2 separate regions of the Homo sapiens genome follow, and region 2 is linked to region 1. Evidence: chromatin loops called from intact Hi-C (ENCODE). Cell type or tissue: mammary epithelial cell. All regions are shown on one strand. Each heading gives the region's core, and the rest is flanking DNA. Links, peaks and the distances in the headings are about the cores only. Region 1 overlaps DIS3L2 (DIS3 like 3'-5' exoribonuclease 2). Region 2 overlaps DIS3L2 (DIS3 like 3'-5' exoribonuclease 2).

Region 1 (12,206 bases), core at 4,442-9,441:
ATGTTACAAGATAGCTAAATATATGTACAAACAATATATTTACAAACAAACAATAATACATATCTGATCAATTGTTTTTTGATTAAGGAAGATTCTCTATAGTTTTGATTTTTTCCATTTACAAAAGTAATATTCAATTGCAGTGAAAAATTTTAAAAATATGAAAAAGTACACATTAAAGGGAAAAAAATTAATCCATAAATCTAGCACCCGTCGATCAACCCTATGAATATTTAACATATATGTTTTACTCTTCTTGATTTGAAAGTCACATGAATTTTTTAAAAAAATAGTAAACATTAAAATTGACCTTCTTTTGCTGTATGTAAAATTCTGTGAATTTTAAGACATGCATAGATTTAGTTCCACTCCCCCTGCTGCCCCCGCACAAGCGTACCTTTCCCAGTTCTGGCAACCACTGATCTGCTCTCTGTCTTATCTCTGTTTTCATTCCGTTCCGTTCCTCTCCTCTTCTTCTCCTCTCCTCTTCTTATCCCCTCTCCTCCCCCCACCCTTTTTTGTTTTTGTGTTTGAGACCAAGTCTTGCTCTGTTGCCCAGGCTGGAATGCAGTGGCACAATCTTGGCTCGCTGCAACCGCCACCTCCCGGGTTCAAACAATTTTCCTGTCTCAGTCTCCTGAGTAGCTGGGACTACAGGCGTGTGCCACCATGCCCGGCTAATTTTTGTATTTTTAGTAGAAACGGGGTTTCACCATGTTGGCCAGTCTGGTTTTGAACTCCCGACCTCAGGTGATCTGCCCACCTTGGCCTCCCAAAGTGCTTTGTTTTCTTTTTGAGAGTGGCTCTTTTCACTTAGTTCAATACCTTTGAGATTCATCCAGGCTGTTGCATTTATGAATAATTTGTTAATTTTTGTTGCTAAATACTGTTCCATTTTGGGGGTATACCACAGTCTGGTTATCCATTTACCATTTAAGATTACTTTTTGGGTTGGGCATCGTAGCTCACACCTGTAATCCCAGCACTTTGGGAGGCCAAGTTGAGAGGATCCCTTGAAGCCAGGAGTTTGAGATCAGCCTGGGGAACAGAGTGAGATCCTGTTTCTACAAAAAGTTTTAAAACTACTCCAGTGTGGTGGCATGCACCTATACTGTCAGCTGCTTGGGAGTCTGAGGTGGGAGGATTATTTGAGCTCAAGAGGTTGAGGCTGCAGTGAGCCATACAAAAAAAAAGGTTATTATTATTTTTTAAACATTTGACATTTCTGAAATTCTGAAGTATCTTAAAATTAATGTATATATTTAATGTGGTGGGGTTTTTATTTCTCCAAAAGCTATTACAGAATTGATGGCGCATCTTATAATTAATACTCTCTTAGGATGGAAGTATTGTGGTTAGGATTAGAGAGGGCTGTTGGGAGTTACTAGGAGTAGGGTAAGTGGACAGTTAAGAGTCGGATAGAGAAAGGTCCCAAGAGCTTGTGGCAGGCCAGCATTAGAGCAGCTTGGCAGCCTCTGAAGACAGGGTCTCGCTCTATTGTCCAGGCTGGAGTGCAGTGGCCCAATTATAGCTCACTGCTGCCAAGGAGGTTTTGAACAGAGGAGCAACACCAGGGAAGAAGTCTTTAAGAACAAAGCCTGTCTTACCATGGTTAGTACAAGTATGGGCAACATCATCAGTGTTGATGAATGAGGAAAAGACAGAGAAATGGTGGCAGTGCACTGCTAGTACTGGATGGAGTGGAGGAAGAACCTAGGAAGCAGTGAGCACCGACTAGAGTGTGGCATGGGGGCAGAAGGGCAGTTGCTGCAGAATACCCCAATCTCCAGGCAGTCCTCGGGCAGGAAAGGCTGGAGGTATGGAGAGCCAAGGACAGCTGCTGCCAAGATCTTTAGGTGTTTACATGGTGGGAATGGGTGGATTGAGTCAGGCATGCTATATGGGAAACTGTAAAACAGAATGAGAATGTCTGGGAGTTTCACAGGGTAAGAGTGTGATGTTCGTAAGGATATTGTGCAAAGATAAATGGGCACATGGTGTACTTGGTATGAGCTTGGTTGAAATATATAATTATTCTGTGGAAACAAACTGTGATTTGTGCTGTTTCCAGGTAGACTTCTATTATGGTTAACTCTACGGCCCAAAGTTTTTTTGCGAAGCTTATTGTTGGGTCCCATCCCCCTGTATCACAAGTCACTGGAGAAGGATATTTTACCAAAGTGTAAATTGAAGAGTAATTTACCAAAGTAACTTGCCCCTCTTGTTGGCCAACTCTTCTTGAGAAGCCTCGTTCATGGAAGCAGCCTGATTTTCACCCACTCACATCTCTTCTGGCTTGGGGTGAAGGAGAAGTAGGTGCCAGTTCACACAGAGGAAGAGAAAGTCACTCACCCATTTGTCTCTTCTCAGTCTCACATTTAACTAAAGATCTCATTCTCGTAGAAGTTATTTTTCACTTTCCCTAACAGAGCACATATGCAAAATTCACTGTTCTTTAAAGCTGTACTATGGTGGGGTAAAGTTGCTATTATTTGTGGCATTGCTAATTGTTTCTTCACTCTTTCCTAGAAAAGACTGTATCTTCACCATTGACCCATCAACCGCCCGAGACCTCGATGATGCCCTCTCCTGCAAGCCACTCGCTGACGGTAGGATGGAAATTTCTATAGCATCTTGGGTAGCAGGCAGTCTGCATGCCTGTGTGGTTAGCCTGGCTGCCCTGTGCTGCCTAGGCAGCATACTGTGCAAGGCTAGGTTTGCTTCGTGCCTGAACTTGCCATAGGCCTCTGAGCCTTTACAACTATGTGACCTTAAGATTGTGTTCCTGTGGTGACATTGGTGAGGGTGAGAATGAGAAATGTCCTCCCACTAGACTCTTCTTGGGCTTCAGAAGGGGCAACAGTGAGTGCTAAAGAATGAATTCCAAGCCTTGGCCCTTCAGATGGTTCCAGTGTTGGTGTAAGGTATCACAGAAAGAAAGCTTGTAAGGGCTCTGCTTGGGAGAGACATAGGGTTCTTTACCTGAATTTAACACCAAATAACGTGATTGAAGGGGTACTCTTCAAAGGCATGCTTCTCGGTGGGTAGCAGGAACACCTTCCCTGAGAACTGCCTCTCTAGGGCTGAGCTGGAGAAGCTTGGGCTACTCCCAGTAGGTTTTCATCTATCCAGCAAGTTGAGAAAGGCAAACTGATAAGGGCTCTTTAAACATTCTTTTGGGATGTTACTGAGCAGGTAAAAGTGGGATTGAGGCTAGTTGTCTTTGGAAATTATAGTTGGAGGAAGGGAATGCAGCAATTGACTCTCAAAGAAAAAATGTGTAGGATATGAGAAAAGTGAACCCTTCCAATCCCTCCTCCTCCTCCACCTCCCCCTCTCCCCCTCCCTTCCCCTCCCCTCCTCTTCTCAACAGAGTCCCACTCTTTTGCCCAGGCTGGAGTGTAGTGGCATGATCATAGCTCACTGCAGCCTCAATCTTCCAAGCTCAGGTGATCTTCCCACCTCAGCCTCTCAAGTAGCTGAGACTACAGGTGTGTGCCACCAAGCCTGGCTAATATTTTGTATTTGTGGTAGAGATGGGGTTTCACCATGTTGTCCAGGCTGGTCTTGAACTCCTGGGCTCAAGTGATCCATCCACCTCAGCTTCCCAAAGTTCTGGCATCACAGGCGTCAACCACCATGCCCAGCACCCCCAATCCCTTTTCTAATGCCCCAGATGTGCTGCTTCTAGTTTTTACCTACTTCTTGCCCCTCTCTAGGGTGGCTTCTGGGTGACTGCTTTGGCTTTGGTCATCCTCAGAGATGGCCTTGGCACTAACATGGCCTTTGACATTTGCCCAATGTGGACATCCACCCTTGCAGTTTCAGTCTGCCACCAAGCGTTGATGGCCTAGTGGCCTAGTGTTTTAAAACATTGCAAAGATGTTCATATTTCCCACTGACACAGAACGCCGTAGGTTCAGTATGTAATCTCTTCTCTACTATAATAGATGGGGAAGCTTAGTAGATAGAAGGCTGAGAGATAGAAGACATTGCCTAAGACTGGTTTTATCTTCCTTGAAACTATGGGCAAGATTGCTCAATATTTTCTTTTTAAAAATTAATTAATTAATCGATTTTTAGAGACAGAGTATCACTCTGTCACACAGGCTGGAATGCAGTGGCTCATTGCAGCCTTGAACTCCCAAGCTCAAGCAGTCTTCCTGCCTGGGCCTCCCAAAGCACGAGCCACTATGGGATTACAAGCACGAGCCACTGTGCTGAGCCTCAATATTTTCAACTAAAGAAAACTGAAAGAAACAAGAGAAAAGGTCCCCTGGAAATTTTAGAGAAATTATATCTTTTTAAAATCCAAAATTGAAGCAGCCTACTTCAAAAAGCAAGTACTGGCTTGATTTCTTACATTCTTAGCAATCTCTGTTGCATGCAGAGGCTTAGGCATACCTGCTCGGCATATAGACACCACTTCCCTGAGCCACAGTGTGGAAAGTGCCCCTAGGCTGAAAGCCAGGTGACCGTGGACCTCATTCCTCATATTTGCCTTACCTCTAGGTTCACACCTCTACTGTTTGTGTAATGCTTAGACACAATTGCTTCATTTGTTTTGTCCATTTTCATAGTTGATAATAGCAGACGGATACATCTACTACCTGTTCCTCTGTCTCAGCTGGCCTGGAACCCTGCACCTTGCAGGGTCTCCAGGGAGCAGGCACATGTCCTGCCGTACTCACTGCATACACTGTGGTTTTATGTCTAGGGCCCAAGTGTGTCAGCAGAGGTTTCATAAAGGAAGTGGTCAAAGATATGATAGGAAAGATAGATTGGGGACAAACTCGGGACAAATTTTCAGACCAAATAGTGTTTTTTGTTTGTTGGACAATGGAAAGGCAAGCAGATGTTGTTCAGCAAGAGAGCATTCAAAAAGAGGAAAATAATTTAGCATTGCAAGGAAAAGGAGAGAAACTAGAGGCTGGGGAATGAGTCAGAGAAATATTGCAATAGTTGTGGACCTGGACTAGATGGTAGCAAAATCAATAGGGGGGGTTGGAGTGGGAAGGACAGATGTGAGAAAGGGATAATGACAGAAGAATCTATGGAAATGAATGTTGGGGTTGAGGGAGAGGAGTCCAAGATGGTGCCAAGGTTTCAACCTGGATGACTGGGAGATGGAACCCATAAGTTAGAAATGGGAATCAGGAGTACAAGCTGGTTTGGGAGAGAGTATGTTGGCATGGAGTTGTCTGTCTGATGTTATTTATGTTAGTTGCTGCAAATTCTTTGTAGGGGAGCTGAGGTGTGTATAAACAAGCTAAATAGATGCAGTCCGTGGAACTATATACAAAGAGCCCGGGAGGAGAGGAAGCAATGCACCAAAATGCAGTGATTTCATTCGAATGATGGGATCATAAGTGATTTTTTTTCCTTTCTCTAGTTCCCAAATTTTTATAATGTGGCAATAATAGTTGTATAATGAAAAAATTTTGTAATACAAAAATATTATGAGGTGCCAGAAATCACAGGCCGCTCAGTAGCCTACTGCACCAGGTGATCAGATACCTTCCATCCACTTAGTTTTTCTTGCATTCCTGAGGAGCAGTTTGGCAGAGCAGCAGGAAAAGGACATGGAAAAGGAGTCAGGGAAGACTCTGAAACGGCCTGAGTTGGTCAGGCAAACAGTTTTATGGTGGCACTTCTACAGTTGGCCTTTGTGACAACAGTTTCTGCCAGGGCCATTTATCCAAGGAGTTGAAAAGGGAAAGTCAATTCCAGTTTGGATTGGGGTGAGGTTGGCTAAGTTCAGGTTGAGGTAGTTACCAGTTCATGTCAATTCTTGCTTAGGGGGAAAAATGTTCAATGCTTCAAAAAACAAATAGTGTTTTCTCGGTCTATTTATATCATCTGTAGTTTTTTTTTTTTTTTTTTTTTTTTAAGTGTAAAGTTTAACTTTCCTTTGGTTTCATTAAAATTATCTGAATGACCATTCTGTGAAAAGCAGACAAATATAACATACCTAGTCCTTACTTTCCCTTTTGGTAGAGTTCAGATGTACTCCCAGGACTTGTTACCAGTGTCTGTCAGGTGAGACACTCCAGTGATCAATTCAGCAAATCACAGTGACCACCTGTCTACCAATAGATCATAATTAGGTTGCAGGCGGAGGAGAGGGTGCCACCTATCTTCATGAAATCTCAGCTTGGAAGGGATTCTACTGGTTTCCAACCTGGTAATTCTCCACTTTTCTTATCCTAAAAACACACTTCAGGAGAACACTCCCATGAGCATTACCCAGCAATGTAGAGTTTTTCACCTTTGTTCAAGAAAATATTTAGTAATGTAAGTGAATAGGAGTGGCGTTATAGTGATAACCCAGAATCTGGAGACAGTAAATCGTGTGCCTCAGTGTTTTATTATTGTACAGATCACTTGCAGCATACCTCACAGCTGACCTCAACGCTGAAGTGTGGGAATGCCACAGTTGTCAGATCACTCTCTGGTTTTCGAATTACCTCCACTGCATCCACTTATGGAATGTCCAGACTGCATTTGAACTTTCTACCTTAGAGGCAATTCATTCTGCCTTAAGATTGCTTGACTATTAGGAAATCCTTCCCTGTAATGATCTGAAACAGTGCTCTCTTCCTGTAATTTTCCACTCATTAGTCCCATTTATGCCTCTCGGGCCCCTATAGAACAAATCTAGTGTCTCATTTGACAACCTATCAGTTACTAGATAACAGTTATCATGTGTCTTCTGAGTCAAAAATTCTCAACTTAGCATCCTAAATATTCTTTGGTGTCCAGTGGGTTATGAGGTGTGAGCCCATCTCCCATGTCATGGAGTCACTTCTGCTTTTATGAAGTCTGAAGTACATGGCTACCTGTATCCAGACTGCGCCTCCCTGGCTATCAGGGCCTACTCTCTCCTTGCCAGTTCCTCCTTATTGGGCAGGACTGGGTTCAGAGTAACAGCTACCCATTCTGTTCAATTAGTCAAGCATTGTGGCTTTGCCTTAGTCTCTGAGGGAAAATTGTCAGCCTGACAAGCTAGGACCTTTATTCGCTTTTCGTTGATTCAGGCTCCCAGCAGATCCTGCAGGAAATTGAACTTCACTTCTCCAGCATCTTGTTTCTCTAAAGTTGTATTCTCTAACATGTACTCTGCTGTTGAACTTACAGGGTTACCCTAGCCCGGCCTTAGAAATGAATGAATGGGAATGGGGAATGATGGTTAATGGGTTTCAGTTTCTTTTTGGGTGACGAAAATGTTCTGGAATTAGATAATTGATAGTTGCACAACTTTGTGGACATACCAAAAACCACTAGGGGAAAAGGAGTGAATGAATAAATGAATGAGAAGAAATAAACATATCCACTTATCCTTGAGGCTTTCTGGAAATTGGAGTTTACACCTTAACCACAGTTTAGCAGAGGTCTTTATGGAATGCCCAGCTGGCTATCATAGTCACATCCCTCGTGTCCATCTCTCCTCCTTGCTGCTTTCCTCTCTGAACCATGAAACTACAGCCCCGGGTGCACAGCCCTCTGCTCTGCTGCCCGCTCACATTTCCCATCCCCACAGAGTGCAGCCCTCTGACTCAAAAAAAGAAGGGTCTGTCCCACTATCTGCATAGAAAATATTTGGTTAAGTTAGAACAGCATCCAGCCTAAGGGGCCTCTGGGGTGGACATTACCTACTGTGCTCAAGGAAGCACCAGTCTTCCTGCCTGGATTGTCTCTGCAGCCTGCCTGGTTGCATGACATTTTTTGGGGAGGATGGAGCAGACAGCTTTGTTCCTGGGAGCCCATAGCAATAAGGGAATAGAGTGAGAGTCTAGGAGCAGTGCCTGTAAGGATTTCAGAGAATTCCTAATAAACTCTCTGGCTCCCCAAATGGCTGTGTTTGTCACCTGCTGAGAATTTCCTATATTGACTGATCACCTTTGGAGGCAGTGAGGAAGTAGGAGCCAGAAATTCTTGTGTCCCCCTGTGTGCCAGGCTTTGGCTAGAAAACCTGAGGGATAGGATGGGGTGGTAGTTGTTTTAAAGAGCAAAGGGCTGAGATGAAGTCACTGGACCTGCTACTGGGAAGAAACGGGACATGTGAGAGCCCTGGGGCTTCTGAGTGAAAAGGTTCGTGCATGTCTCTAGCAGCCAGGCCAGACCCTCTTCCTGGGCTCTTTTCTCACCTCTGGGAAGACTCTTCCCCAGCAATCATTCACCCCAGCCCCTTTACATTTCCCTTTGCCCTGCTTCCTCCTCTTGCTGTACCACCTGAAGTCTCCCTCATCCTATAAAACCTTCCTGTACTCTGCTCCAGCTCTAGAACTTTCACTTGTGTCTGTCAGGACACCTTGGAAGAGTTGTCTTTACTTGCTGTTGCTTTCTCACTTCCCGTTGCTTTCTCACTTCCCGTGTATTCCTTATCCCTTTTACAGTGTGGCTTCAGAATGCTGGCTGCAACAGGTTGCCCCAGCCTCAGTTCACTAAGCATCTCTACAGCACTTGGCTCTTTAGTCTGCTATTCCTCCTTGAAATTCACTCACTCTTCCTTGGACTCAAAGGACCCTGCCTGCTCTTGGCTCTAAATGTGGGCTTTTCTTCTCCAGTCGCCTTTTTAACTCATCTTTCACTGCCCAGCCCTTCAGGCATCAGTGCCCCTCTCATGCTCTACAACCTTTGCACTTGGTGTCCCCTGTGCCTGGTTTCCCCTTTCCCTGCAAAGCCACATGGCTGACCTCTCCCTTTCAGGTTTGATTGGTCACCTTCTCCGTGAAGCCTCCCTAGCCATTCTGCCTCTGATTCCACCCCTCTCACCTAGCCACCTTTCCATTTTTTTTTTCTCACCACTCATCACTTGCTAACTAACATAGGTCAAAGGTGGCTTTTTTCTTTGCTTTTAAGATGCAAGATATTTGATATGTTTATGTTGAGAACTAGGAGATGACAGAGAAGGAAAAGTTGAAAACACAGGCATGAGAAGAGTTGATCGTTTTGCAGGGTCTTGAAGAAGAAGGTGGGAGATGAATCAGAGCATAAGTGGAAGGTAAGGCCAAGGAAGAACACCTCCTCTCCTCTCCCCTCCCCTCCCCTCCCCTCCCCTCTTTTGATGGAGTCTTGCTCTGTCGCCCAGGCTGGAGGGCAGTGGTGCAATCTCTGCACACTGCAACCTCCCCCTCCTGGGTTCAAGTGATTCTCCTTCCTCAGCCTCCCGAGTAGCCAGGACTACAGGCGCCTGCCACCACACCCGGCTAATTTTTGTATTTTTAGTAGAGATGGGGTTTCACCATATTGGCCAGGCTGGTCTTGAACTCCTGACTTTGTGATCCGCCTGCCTTGGCCTCCCAAAGTGCTGGGATTAAAGGTGTGAGCCACCGCGCCTGGCCACAACACCTCTTTCTATGAGACAGAGAGGCAAGACATAGTTGATGGGTCCCTGCTGATGAGGGATCACACCTGGCCATACCTGCTTCCACTGTGAAGTAGAAAGCCGAATGCTGCTGAGAGGGCTGACGGAGTGGTGAAGGAGATAGTCTGAGTGGGAAAAAACAACACAGACTGCCTTTCCCCTGCTGCCACCCTGCAACAATCAACACAGAAGACTGCTATGACCAAATACTTGGGTGCTTTTTTGCCATACACCAAGCAAGCAATTAGTTCTGCAGCATATGCCAGCAGGTTGTCCTCCAATTCAGTTCTGATATTCTCCGCCTGGAGATAGCATCAGATTCCAAAGATTGAGCACCTGGTCCCACAAGACTGCCTCACGCTTCTGATGCCAATTGCAGGCTCCAGGGTGGTTTACTGGTGATTCTGACTGACCAGCTATAAGTTTGGGATCCTGCAACCCCCTCCTTGAGTTTCATAAATTTGCTAGAGTGGCTCACGGAAAACTCAGGGAAACGCTTAAGTTTAGTGGTTTATTATAAAAGATATTGCAAAGGATCCAGATAAACAGTTGCCTAGGGCGAGGTATGGGGGAAGGGATGTGGAGCTTCCATGCCTTCCCCAGGCATGCCACCCTCCAGGAACCTGCATGTGTTCAGCTCTCCAGAACCTCTCTGAACCCTGTCCTATTGGGCCTTTTATGGAGGCTTCATTCGATAGGCATGATTGAAGCATGGACACCCATGTAGAAATGTGATTGGGCAAAAAGCGTTTGATCTCAGTGACAGACTGAATGGAGAAACCCAGCAAGGCCTGTGCAGATGCTTCTTGGCCTCTCTGTGCAGCATTCCCTCTTCCAGGATATAGGGCAGGACCCCTTTTAAAATGGAAGTCTTCCAACCCACAATCAGGCAAGGTAGGTCAGAGAACATTTTAATGGGAAGAGGGGAAGATTAGAGTCCTGCCTTGGGGAGAAAAAGAAGCGGGTGAAAGGAGGGCAGGAGAAAGTCAGAGAGATTCAGTGGCCTAAAGCTCTCCAACATTTTAACAAAAGACTGTAATAAGGGCTGTAGGAGTCATAAGCGAGGAACCGCGGATGAACACGCATGCTCACACACACATATATGTCCATGTCATGTGCACATCACAGATAGTATAGAGAACTGACCAGGAATCCATCAGACAAAGCATTGGCAAACACTGCTCAGGTATGTCTGGGTTTGAATCCTACAAAGTCTGGAGGATAATAAGATTTTTCTTCAGTAATTCTCAGCCTCCGAGGTGTGGGAACAGAGGTTGCAGTGATCCATTCTTGGAGGTTTCAGGCCGGGTGTGGTGGCTCACACCTGTAATCTTAGCACTTTGGGAGGCCGAGGTGGGAGGATCATTTGAGGCCAGGAGTTCAAGACCAAACTTGGGAGTTTCCTGGGAGGGAGAGCTGGAGGGGCAGCAGGACAAGGGTCCCTCTGAGCCTGTTTCTTCTCCGCCTCTTGCTTTTATGATGGCATCAGCTGGCGTCTAATCAACCAAGGTTTTACAAAGTAATCTTGGAATCACATTTGATTCCTTTTCCTCTCCAGACTGTTGTCATGGTCTTTTCAGTAATTTCCCTCCCTCCTCACTGTCTCCCGTCCACCTTGCTGTCTAGTTATCTTTCCTACGTGGCACGCACAAGGACCAGATCATGTAGCTTTTCTGTTTGAAAACCTGCTTGTACCTATGGGTTAGGTCTGCAGTTCTTTAGCAGACCTTTGTTACCAAAGCCCTGTAAGATGAGTCCTCAGCCTCCTCTCCTGCCACCCCACTTCCCAGCGCTGCTTCCCTTAACACACGCACAGTGGGGGCTGGTCACTGCAGGCTCTGCTGATCTCCTGTGCCCTTTCCTGCCTCCAGGCCTCTGCCTGCTCCTTTCCCTCTGCTTACAAGGTCTTGCCTCCCTGCCTCCTTCTGTCAGATGAAATCGCCTTCTAAGAACAACATAAACCTCCGCAGAACTTTCCTTTCCTCCTAGCAGAATGCATTGTTTCTGTTTCTCCTACCAGCAAGTATTCTTCATGTCTTGGATATAGCAATAACCATCATTACTTCTGGATTTAATTCCCTTTTTTGCTTATTTCCTAAGAGCAGGGTGTTCCTTGGATATCTCTACTTCCTGAGTACCTTGGATATCTCTACTTCCTGGTTGCTACCCTGCATTTTAAAATTGTTTGGTCTAGTCAGATCTAGCCAGGCAACCTATTGCATACCTTCAGTGTTTCACTCCTTTTTCTGGTTCTTGCCTTGCCCCTTTATTTCCATGTACTTCTGTCCTTGTTTTGTGGGTTGCCTGTGGGTTTATATCCTGACATATAAGTCTCATCCACTTTCTCTCCTAAAATAAGTCTGTTTCTTTGGAATTGGGCATACCTTTCCCTTATTCCATTCAAGTGTTTCACTCCATCTGTCATGTCTCAGTGGTACCTATAAGATCACTGGGTTTATCTTATGTTCATGCTGCTGTTACTTCAGCTCTGTGAATTGGCCCACGTGAGGCTCACTTCCTTCCTCTTATTTCCTTGCCAGGTGTCTTGCGTGGTCTGCACTGCTCTTCCCTTTTCATCCCTACAGGCTTCCACAGCAACTCATGTCTTCATTTTATCTTGTCATTTCCTCCACCTCCCTCCTGCCTGTATCCTTGCTATTTTCAAATTCAATAAGTGCTGATTTTCTGATAAAATTAACTTCCTGAATGAACCCTAACATGGTAGTAAAACAAAATTTGTGATCTAAAAGCCAAATGTTTTTTCCCTTTAGTTATATTGGCAAATAGTCTTACTAGTTAAGAAATGCCTTTAAACACCAAGTACAGTGCTAGCTGCAGT
Region 2 (12,206 bases), core at 4,310-9,309, 150 kb before region 1:
GATTTTTACCTTTTTCTAATTTGAAAGGAAAATTTTTTTCTTTTAGCAGAGACCTCTAAATTCATTAGGGAAAGAACAACCAACCAGCCATAGTATTATATGCTTAAAGTATGATTTTTGTCATAGAACCAGTAAGTTAAATGGCTTTCCTAAACTCATTCATTTGAGACTTATTTGACACCTTTTTGAGGTATGAAAAGTCCAGTGTCAAATGGCTTTACAAGTGAATGCTTCCAAATGTTTAAAACAGATAAATAACACCAATCTTACAAAACTATTCTGGAGAACAGAAAAATGTTTTTTGAGGCCAGTATGCCCTTGATATCAAAACGTGACAAAGATAATACAATATAAGAAAATTGTAGGCAAAGTCCTTTTATAAACACAGATACAAATATCCTAAATAAAATAATAGAAAATTGAATCCATAGATATGTTGTAGGGATAATAGATTATGAACAGGTAAGGTTTATTCCACTAATGTAAGATTGGAGGATTACTATTCAAAACTCAAATAAGGTAATTCATCACGTTACCAGAAGAAAGGAAAAATCTATGGTTACTCTAGTTTCTGTAGAAAAGTACTTGATGAAATTAAAGATCCATTCATGATAAGTACTAGTAATAGAAGAAGACTTTCATCTGATAAAGGCTCCTTACAAAAGCCGACAGTAAACATCATAGCTAATGTTGAAACAGTGAAAGCTTTCCCTCTGATAATGGGAATGAAGCGAGGATGCTCACTATCATTACTTTTATTCCATGTTATATCGTAGACTGTAGTTAATGCGATAAAGCAAGAAAAAAGACATGAGGATTGGGAAAGTAAGACAGTACTCATCATTTTCAGACTAGTTGATTGTATACATGGAGAATTTAAAAGGCTGCTACATACAAAGTCAGCCTACAAAAATTATTTGCATTTCTATATATCAACAACAAAGAAAAAATGTTACCCTTATGTTAGCATGTAAAAAAGAGTTTTCAAGACCTCAACATTGCAAACGACACAATGTTATCAAAAGATGCTAAAGATGCTCTAACTAAATGGTCATGGACTGTAAAATTCATTATGGTAAAAATATTAATTCTTCCCAAATTGATTGCTGCATTTAACAGAATCCAAGCCAACATTCCAGCAATCGTTGTTGTGTGTGTGTGGAAAGTAACAAGCTGATTTTAAAAATAGATGGCAATGTGAAGGACCAAAATAACCAAGACAATTTTGAAGTACAAAGCTGGAGTTCTTAAACTGCCCAACATCAAGACTTACCATAAGTGAGCACAGTTACAATAGTTTGGTATTTAGTATAAGGAGAGACACATAAGCTAGTGAATGGGATAGAAAGTCCAGAAATAGACTCATATATGGTCACTTGATTATGATAAAGGGAACAGTGCACTGCAGTGGAGGAAAGAATGCTCTTTTCAACAAGTGGTGCAAGGCTGATTGGCTACCCACTTGGAGAAAAAGGATGTTGACCTTTATTTCATACCATGCACAAAAATCAATTCTAGGTAGATAAAATAACTAAATGTGAAAGGTAGAACAGTAAAGCTTTTCAAGGAAAACATAATACCATATTTTCATGACTTTAGGGGCACCAAAAATTTCTTAAACAGGACACAAAAAATAGGCCAGGCGTGATGCCTTATACCTGTAATCCCAGCACTTTGGGAGGCTGAGGCAGGCAGATCACCTGAGGTCAGGAGTTGGAGACCAGCCTGGCCAACATGGTGAAACCCCGTTTCTACTAAAAATACGAAAATTAGCTGGGCCTGGTGGTGTGTGCCTGTAGTCACAGCTACTCAGGAGGCTGAGGCAGGACAATCGCTTGAACTTGGGAGGTGGAGGTGAGCTGAGATCATGCCACTGCACTCCAGACTGGGTGACAGAGCAAGACTCCATCTCAAAACAACAACAACAACAACAACAACAACAACAAACAAAAAACAGTAACCATGAAGGAGAAAAATTAATAGATTGGAGTACATTAAAGAACTCTTCAAAAATACCACAAGGAAAGTAAATATTAATCTGCACAGTGGGAGAAGATGTATGCAACCAGATATATATTCAACAAACGACTCCTAACTAGAATTTATAAAGAATTCCCTGACATAATTGAGAAAAAAAACAGACAACAAATAGAAAAATGGGAGAATGACTGATACAGGCTCTTCACAAAAAGCTATCCAAATGGCCAATGCACTTAGGAAAAGATTCTCAGCTTTATCAGTTATCAGGGAAACACAAATCAAAACCATAATGCAGTACTACTTCACATCTCCCTGAAGGGCTGAAATAAATAGGTAAACAATATTAAGAGTTGGTGAGGTGTAGAGTAACTGGAATTCTCATATACTGCTAGTGGGAATGTCAGTGTAGCTGCTTCAGAAAACTGCTTGGCATCATTTGCTAAAGCTGCTGCTATCTTGTGGCCCAGAATTTTCATTCCCAGGTATATGCCCAACAGTAATGGGTACATTTGTACACCAAAAAAATATGTCTAGGAATCTTCCTAGGAATATTATATAAAATAGCCCCAAACTGGAAACCATCCAAATCTCAATAGTAGAATGGATGTATTGTGGTATGTATATACAATAGAATACTGTACAGCAGAGAGAATGGATCAACTACAGCAATGTGCAGCAATTAAGTATGAATCTAATGGCCAAACACAAAACTGCTTATGGTTCTACTTATAAGCATAAAACTATAGTTTTATCAGGATATTATTTGTCTTTGAAGGGGCAATAATTGAAAGGGGCAAGAGAAGAACGTCTTGAGTATTGGTTCTGGCAGGCAGAATTGTAAGGTGGCCCTCAAGATTCTCCTCCTTAAATACACACACCATGTTTAATTCCATCATCTTGAGTGTGGGTGGGACCTGCGAATATGGTGGGGTATCCTTCCTATGAGCAAGTCGCAATTTTGGGCAGAGGTAAAGGGCTTTTGCAGATGTTATTGAAGTCCCTAATCAGCTGACTTTAAGTTAACCGTAAGAGAGATTATCTTTGTGGACCTGACCTCATCAGGTGAGCCCTTTAAAATAGCATCCAGGAGTTAGAGATTTTTCTTGCTGCCCTTGAAGAAACAAACTGCCAGGAGTTTTATAGCTCCAAGAAAACAAATTTTGCCGACAGCCACCCAGGCTTCCGTTAGGACCCTAATCGTTAAACCATAGATGAGATAGCAGCCCCAGCTGACAAACATCTTGATTACAGCCTTGAGATCACCACTAGAGAACCCAGCTAAGCCATACCGAGATACTCGACCCACAGAAGTTGTAAGATAATAAATGTGTCTTGTTTTAAACTGCTAAGTTTGTGGTAGGTTTTTGTGTCGCATAGAAAACTGACATACTAGTGAGACTCTGTTTCCTCATCTTGGTTAGTGTTGTATGTGGGCATTGTTTATTTTGTAAAAATTCATCATATTATGCATTTATGATTTGTGTATTTTTCTATATGTAATTAAAAATGAGTTATATTACCCAAAAGTGTTTACTTTAAAACAGGAGAAAAATTAATGGCATTCCTCTGTATTTCCTTTAACCAGTACACAAATATAATCAAATAGTTATGTTGTAATTGCAATGGTTAGTTTGAACACAAGCAGATTTGGTCACAAAATTAAGTTAAATATTTCTTCCCATAAGTGAACTCACCCTCTGTCCTTGCTCTCATTGACATGTCACTTATATTTTACATCTCCTCCTCCATGGTTTCACTATGAGAGTGGTAGAGTCTTGAAGCTGGAGATGTAATGATTTTTCACTTTCTTATTTCAAAATTGATGAAACTGGAATGTGCCTCAAGTTAAGTATTGAGTAGCAAAGCCAGTACCTCGGTTCTTGACGGCTCTAATTCTGTGCCCATTTCCTCTTATCATAGAGCTTCTGGAATCCAAAGGAAATACAAGCATTTTGGTAGTGGTTATGTCATAGATGTAGTTTGATCTGGGTGGAGGGTACTGAGTGGGGGAGTAACATTCTCTGTTTCTAATTAGAACTAGTAAGCTAATTTTGCAGGTTGTGGAAGGTGTAGGGGAAAGATTCGGTTAGCCACAAATGTCTACTATGCCTAACCTTTATGCTATGTACTGGGATGTCACTGTCACCAATTATCTTTGTTTTGAGTTTCTGTTTACCACACATGGCTTCCTGCGCTTCCAAATTTTCCCAGACTCATACTGCTTTACAGCCTTCCTCTTTCTTGAGTCAATAAGGAGTTAGATAATGCCCCTACTTTTCCCAGTGTGCACACAGAACTGGACTCTGTATATGTGTGAGTGGGTGTAAATCCAGGTTTAAGTCAGTCATTGATCGTGAAGAATCCTTGGGTTAAGGTTTCTACTGATTGAAATCCTGACTCAGTGATGTAAGAAAGCATTGCAGAATTAAATGTAACAATTATGGCAGGTAGATGCATCTAAACATGTTTGATTCATAAAGCATGTTTTTATTTGTGCCCATTTTCTTAAATGGTTTTATAACTTATGACTTATTTTTTTTCTTTTTTACATGCTGATCCTGAGTTCATAGTCTTGTATTTTGGAAAAGCTAGAAATATTAAAATAGTGCTTCTGGGGTAAAGCATCTGTCAGTATTTCCATTTTGGAATGCAATTTCAAAGGGTTTAGAAGTCAGCTGTAAAAATTTGTTCTTGGCTGATATTTTGTATACAAAAAGCTCTGCCCAGGATAATTTTCAGAAGAATTCTTGCAACAGCATAAACTGTAAGGTTATATGGCAGAACCAGCTTACATTGAACTCATTTTTTATGCTTCTATCAAAGTAGGGAAAAGATGAAAGCTTTTAAAATGATTCAAATAAAACAATATGAAATTTGTATTCTAGACTTATATGCTTAGAAAATTGTTGGTTTTAAAAGATACTCTACCACTGTACTATCACAAGGCTCGCCATTGGCTTAACTATCAAAAATAATAGCACCACCAAACCCAGCATAAGCCCTGAATCTTAGGTGACTTCAGAACAACTCTTTTTACAAATTTTTTAAAAAATAATTTCAACTTTTATTTTAGATTCCGGGAGTACATGTGCAGGTTTGTTACCTGACTATATTGTGTGATGCTGAGGTATGGGGTATGACTGATCCTGTCACCCAAGTATTGAACATAGTACCCAGTAGTTTTTCAACTCTTGCCCCTATCCCTTCCTTCCTCCTCTGGGAGTCCCCAGTGTCTGTTGCTGTCTTTATTTCCCTGAGTACCCATTGTTTAGCCCCCACTTATAAGTGAGAACATGTGGTATTTGGTTTTTTGTTCCTGAGCTAATTTACTTAGGATAGTGGCCTCCAACTTCATTCATGGTGCTGGAAAGGACGTGATTTCATTCTTTTTTAATGGCTGCATGGTATTCCATGGTATATGTGTACCACATTTTCTTTATCCAGTCCAATATTGGACTGGGCACCTAGGTTGATTCTATGTCTTTCCTATTGTGTATAGTGCTGCAATGAACATATGAGTGCATGTATCTTTCTGGTAGAACAATTTATTTTCTTTTGGATGTATACCCAGTAGTGGCATTGCTGAGATTTTTTTTCTATAGAGTTGTTTGAACTCCTTATACATTCTGGTTGTTAATCCCTTGTCAGCCATCTGTAAAGGGATATCTGCGAAATAGTTTGCAGATATTTTCTCCATTTTGTGGGTTGTCTCCTCACTTTCTCCATTTTGTGGGTTTTTTTCCATTTTGTGGGTTGTCTCTTCATTTTGTTGATTGTTTCCTTTGCCGTGCAGTTTTTTAACTTGATGTGATCCCATTTGTCCGTTTTTGCTTTGGTCGCCTGTGCTTGTAGGGTATCGCTCAAGAAGTCTTTGCCCACTCCAATGTCTTGGAGAGTTTCTTCAGTGTTTTCTTTTAGTAGTTTAATAGTTTGAGGTCTTAGATTTAAGTTTTTAATCCATTTTGATGTGATTTTTGTATATGGCAAAAGATTGGGCTCTAATTTTATTCTTCTGCATTTAGATAACCAGTTTTCCCAGCACCATTTATTGAAGAAAGTGGGTTCTCTATTCTGTTCTCTATGTGTCTGTTTTTATGCCAGTATCATACTGTTTTGGTTACTATAGCTCTGTAGTATAATTTGAAGTCTGGTAGAATGTGACTTTTCCAGTTTCGTTCCTTTTGCTCAGGATAGCTTTGGCTATTCTGGTCTTTTATGGCTTCATATAAATTTGAAGATTTTTTTCTATTTATATGAAGAATATCATTGGTATTTTGTTAGGTATTGCATTGAATCTATAGATTGCTTTGGGTAGTATGGACATTTTAACATTATTAATTCTTCCAACCAATGAGCATGGAATATCTTTCCATTTTTTGTGTGTCTTTTTCAATTTCTATCATCAGTGTTTTATAATATTTATTGCAGATGTCTTTTATTTCTTTGGTTAAGCTAATTTCAAGGTATTTAATTTTATTTGTAGCTATTATAAATGTAATTACTTTCTTGATTTATTTTTCAGATTGTTCTGTGTTGGCATAGAGAAATGCTGCTGTATGTTGATTTTGTATCATGAAACTTTACTGAAATTGTTTATTAGCTCTAATAGTTTTTTGGTGGTTTTTAGGTTTTTCCAAATATAAGATCATATTATCTGCAAACAAGAATACTTTGACTTCTTCCTTTCCAATTTGGATACCCTTTGTTTCTTTCTCTTGTCTGATTGCTCTAGCTAGGACTTCCCGAGCAACTTATTTAAGAACAGATTTTAGCAGCTCATTTTGAAAGCAGCATTTGGGGCTGCTCAGGGACTGTGTAACTCTAAAGAGACTCTTTTGTCTCTTTTTCCTAGTTGATGAAAAATAGCTTTCTGTTTGTTACCTGGCTTAGGTGTCCTCAAAGAAAGTAAGAAGGGAAAGCAAAGACATGTTTCTTGCGTGATTGGAGACTTAGTCCGTGAAGCTGGAGAGCTTCTTGTTAATGTAACTTTCTTCCCAAATCTTTGGGCAGGTCTTAGCTTGAAAAGATCAACCACAATGAAGATAAGCTCCCTGCTTTTATGTTATTGTGAGCACACGTACACGTATAGTTCTACTGCATTTTACAGCTTGTGGCCAGGTTTTTTTCTTCTTATTGTCTACTTTTTCTTCAACATTCAATCTCATAAGCAGATTGCCTCCAGGATAATTTTATATGTGGCAGCCAGTCTAGCCTCAGAGTTGGCAATACCTTCCTCTATTGTATTACTTCTGACCCATGGAAGTGCAGTTCATGTGCAGAGAGCCTACAGGGAACATTTGAAGTCTTGTTGGTCTGAAATGAAACATGACTTTATGTGAAATGTGAATTAGAAATGATGTTGGGTTATATACAGTTACTCAGAAATAAAGTCTCCATGGTGGAGAAGGAACTACCTCATTAAGGACATGCTTCTTTCCCTCACCACTCCTTATTCTTCAAGGTGCTGATGCTGTACCACACTTGGGCCCAAACAAGGTTAAAACGGCAACAGCCCTTTGGTTTATAAAGCTAAACAACTTTTCTTTCTTTGTAAAAGAAAACAACTTCTTTAGACAGATATATTTTTTTAAAATTAGGTCATTACTTATTCAGAGATCATAGGAAATTTGCTTCCAGAGTCATCCTGTTCAGCTACGGGGCGGGCTGGGTTGGGGGGCCGCTATGCCGAGATGAAGGAAAGTCGGCCTTGGCTTCAGAGGTGGATGCATGTTGCTTTCTCTGGAGTCATCTCAGCTGAGAGGCAGCTTCTCCATCCTTGCCTGGTCTAGTTTTAGGTGGCTTATTCTAGAGACAGGCATTCATGTTGTCATGATCCACTAGAAGCTCGAGGCTGGAATCTTAGGTGTGGAAGTGATAGTAGGCCTCTTGAAGGGAGAGAAGGCACTACCACACCACTGAGTGAATGTTTGAATTCACAGTTCCTGGAAAGTGGGTATGTTTAGTATAGAGATGCTCTTTGGGAAAGAGCAGATTATTTTGCTTCTCAGAGGGGTAATCAATTACTATAATTATTTATTGAAGAGTAATGTACTACTATCATTATTGTTCAAACTGCCCCTGATCTGACCAGTGGTAGCCCCCCAAGTTGATCTCTGTGCCATTTGGACATGTCCTCATCGTTCTTTGAACACTTGTTTATTTCCTGGTGATGTTCCCACCTCATCCTGTAACTTTCTCTTTGCTATCCCTCGAATCAGCCATTTTTTCTAAGACTCCCTAGTTCCTTTTAATGGAGATATCCAGACTCTCCCAAGCCCTCTTAATGAACAGAAACTAGGAAAGACATGTATGTATCTCCCCTCCTTCCCTCCTTTCTTCCTTCCTGCCTTCCTATCAGCCTGCCTGCGTGCCTGCCTTACCTATCTTACCTACCCTATCTTCATCTATCTATCTGTGTCTCTCTCTCCTTTCCCTTCCTTCCCTTCCTTCCTTCCTTTTCACATGGATATCTCCAATTCTAACACAACACCATAGGGTTTGTTCTGGTTTCCCCCTTCCCACATTTGTACCCCCTTTCTTTGACAGTGAGAAACCTGGCTCTTACTGTTCACATTATATTTACTTTTTTGCTCATTCCTGTTTGTAACTAATCTATTTCCATTGCTTGTCTTCTGTATCACTAGGTCACCTGCTTCACTCCAGGCTTCAGTCCTTGCTAGGCTCCTGCTTCCTCACTCAGGGCCTGGCTCCTTGCTCCCACCTCCCCATCCCCATTGCACCATGTTATTTTTGAACATGGTTCCTTTGAAAGTTGGAGGTTCTAGCTTTTCTATGTAAAGTCCTATAGCCAGTTGATCAATGGCACTTAGTATACAAGAACCTCAACTCTACTTGTGTTTAGAATGTTATAACATTTCTATTTTGATTTCTTTCTTGATGGCTATCTTTCTTTTAAGCATCAAGTTGAGAAAAAAAGAAACTGTGTATGTGTGCATGTGTGTATGTGCCTGTGCGTTTTAAGGTACATACGAATGACATTTAAGGCCCTCCTTGGCAAGGATGAGCTCATTCTTCCTTAGTGGATTTTTTGTTTTTTTTGTGCCTCTTCAGAAGCTTCCAGCTGCAGTGACACCTGTCTACTTTCTGTTCTGCAAACATGCCTACTTCTTGAACTTTTTAAACTATGACATCTTTTTTCATCACTATCCATTCTCATGACCTATGCTGCATTCTGCCATGTTAATTAAGTCTTTCCTTCGTCATCTCACAGGAAGCAAGACACTGCCTTCATTTCCTAAAGCTTATACCATTTGATTGATGATTGCTTCTGCTTGAAGATAGTTAGGGATGTGCTTTGTGGGTGTACTTATTTCTAGGTGTTGATAGGCCAATACTAGCGATGTGGTTTTCGAAAATGCCTTATTAACTGAAGCGTCACCTCACTGTAAGTGGGAGTAATTTGATGCCTAATAGATGCTCTGCACATTACAAAATTTTGATAAATATTTCTTGGATTTTAAGTTTTATCAGAATAAAAAATATTTGATACCTTTAGATCATAACCTTGGCTTGTAGTTTGGGTGTTTTTATGGAGTTTTGCACTTTTCCTGTGTATAGATGCTGAGTTTGCTTGGCTTTGGTATAAAAAAAAATTTATTTGGTTCATATAGTCTTTTTGCTCAGGTTTATTGAAGTATAATTTACATATAGTAAAAAATCACTCCCTTTAAGTGTCCGGTTCTATGAATTAAAATCTTGTGTAACCATCACCATAATGAAGATAGAAAAGCATTCTTTACTCCCGAAAATTCCTTTGTATCCCTTTTAAGTCAACATTTCCCCTCATCCCACAGCCCCTGCCAACCACTGATCTGTTTTGCATCCCTGTGGATTTACCTTTTCCAGAATGTCATATAAATGGAATAATTTTGAGTCTGGCTTTTTTCTATTAGCGTGCGCATGTGAAATTTATCCATGTTGTTCACTGTTGCCGACTAGTATTCCATTGTATAGATGTTTCAGAGTTTGTTTACCTCTTCACCAGTTGAAGGACATTTTGGTTGTTTTCAGTTTTTGATGATTAAGAACAATGCCCCTGTGAACACTGCTGTACACATCATCGTAAGAACATATGCTTTTATTTCTCTTGGTTAAGTAGGTACCTGGATGTGGAATTGCTGGATCATATGGTAAGCATATGTTTATCTTTATACGAAATTATGAAGTGGTTTTCCAAAGTAGCTGTACCATTTCTCACTCCCATGAAAAATATATGAGAGATTCAGTTTCTTTACATCCTCACCACCACATATTATAATTATAGCCATTCTGGTGGATGTATAGTGTTATCTCCTTTGTTATTGTTTGTTATATTTTGCTTTGAATTTCCCTGATGACAAAATGATGCTGAGTATTTTTTGTATTTACACCCATTAATATATATGTTATTCTCTGATGTGTCTGTGTAAGTCTTTTATACATTTTTGGCTTTCATTTTAATGAATTGTAAGAGTTCTTTATATAATGTGGACAAAAGTCCTTTGCTACACAAATTTCTGAAGGGTACCTTTTGCAGAGCAGAAGTTTTAAATTATGGTGAAATCCAATTTATCAAAATTTTTAATGAGTTATGCCTTTGGTTTCCTATCTAATATATCTCTGTCTATCCCAAAGTTGCAAAGATTTCTCCTTTTCTTCTTTCTTCTTAAAATTGTGGTAAGAACACTTAACTTGATCTACCCTCTTACCAAAGTTTTAAGTGCATGGTATTTTTAAGTATGCATGATGCTGTGCAGCAGATCTCTAGAACTTAATTCATTTTATACAACTGGAACTTTATATTCATTGACCAGCAGCTCCCATTTCTTTTTCCCCCCAGCTCCTGGCAACCACCATTCTACTCTGTTTCTGCAAGTCTCTTTTTTTTCCTTATAAAAGGTTTATAGTAGTTTGAATTTTCACTTTTTGGTCTATTGTCCATTTCAAGTTAATTTTTATATATAGTGTGAAGTGAGGGCTGAATTTCATCTTTCTCCTGTGGATATCTACTTATTTTAGCACATTTGTTTAAAAGACTCCTTTCCCTATTGAATTACCATGACATCTTTATTGAAAATCAATTTACTATATAAATGTGATTCTATTTCTAGGCTCTATATTCTGTTCCATTAATCTATTTATCTATCCTTCCTTAATTACTGTAGCTTTGTAGTAAGCCTTAATATTTAGTGGTATTTGTTTTTCAAAATTCTTTTGACTCTTTGGGCTCCTGTGTATATTGATGGGAAATTTAGAATTGACTTTATCTACTTCTATGCATAAAGCCTATTTGGATTGCATTGAGTCTGTAGATCAATTTGGGGTCCAAATGGCATAGATTGGAGTTGTCTAATCCATGAACAGATATTTATCTCCATTTATTTAGGTCTTCTTTAATTTCTTTTGACAGGATTTTGTAGTTTTCAGTGTATAAGTTTTGCATATATTTTGTTAGATTTCTTACTAAATCATTCATGTTTTTGATACTATGATAATTGAAATTATCCCCTTAATTTTATTTTCCAGTTGTTCATATCTAGTATATAGAAATTGACTTTTGTATATGTATATGTATATATTTTTTATAATGTCCTGCAACCTAGTTATTAGTTTTAGTACATCTTTAAAGATTCTGTAGGATTTTCTGCATATATATTGTCTGTGAATAAAGGCTGTTTTATGTTTTCTGTTCTAATCTATATGCCTTTTAGTTTTTTCATGCTTTACAAGAAACCTTCACTATGATGTTGAACACAAGTAGTGAGATATTCTTGCCTTGTTCTTGATCTTATGAGGAAAGCCCTCTATCTTTCTCATTAATTATGTTAGTTTTAGGTTTTTCATAGATGCCCTTTATCAAGCTGAGGAAATATCCTTATAGTCTTAGTGGAATTTTCATCATGAATAGAAGTTGAATTATGTCAAATGTGTGTATTGAGATGACTATACAGATTCTTTTCTTTTTCCTGTTAACATGTTGAATTACAGGGATTGATTTTAAAATGTTAAATTAGGTTTTTATTCATTGGTTTGGTTTGCTAATAATTTGTTGACAGATCTAACATGTGTCCTCATCAGGATTATTAACTTGTGACTTACTGGTATTATTATGTCTTTGGTTTTGGTATCAGGGTAATAATACTGGTCTCATAAAGTGAGTTGGGAAATGTTTCCTCTTCCCCTATATTTTGAGAGAGTATGATAGGGTTGGTATTTCCTTTTTAAGT

Evidence for each region. A loop is a pair of places that touch in the nucleus more often than their neighbours do. Peaks named below come from ENCODE experiments on the same cell type or tissue, not always from the same donor. Only the 100,000 strongest peaks of a DNase experiment are listed, where the experiment ranks them.
Region 2: it touches region 1 in a loop (1.9-fold over the local background); 1 of 110 quality-filtered maps calls a loop at or near these places.

The regions. Positions count from the first base shown.
Region 1 is chr2:232,207,797-232,220,002 of GRCh38, forward strand. DIS3L2 (DIS3 like 3'-5' exoribonuclease 2) reads left to right here. Exons shown (of 21, transcript NM_152383.5): 10 at 2,530-2,609. Among named protein-coding and RNA genes, the nearest start is that of MIR562, 41 kb to the left of the region's middle. In mammary epithelial cell, for the core only: no CTCF peak of the experiment used is centred there; no DNase peak of the experiment used is centred there.
Region 2 is chr2:232,054,453-232,066,658 of GRCh38, forward strand. All of the region lies in intron 5 of DIS3L2 (DIS3 like 3'-5' exoribonuclease 2), which reads left to right. Among named protein-coding and RNA genes, the nearest start is that of DIS3L2, 99 kb to the left of the region's middle. In mammary epithelial cell, for the core only: no CTCF peak of the experiment used is centred there; a DNase peak (open chromatin) is centred at 7,009; H3K4me3 peaks cover 365 bases.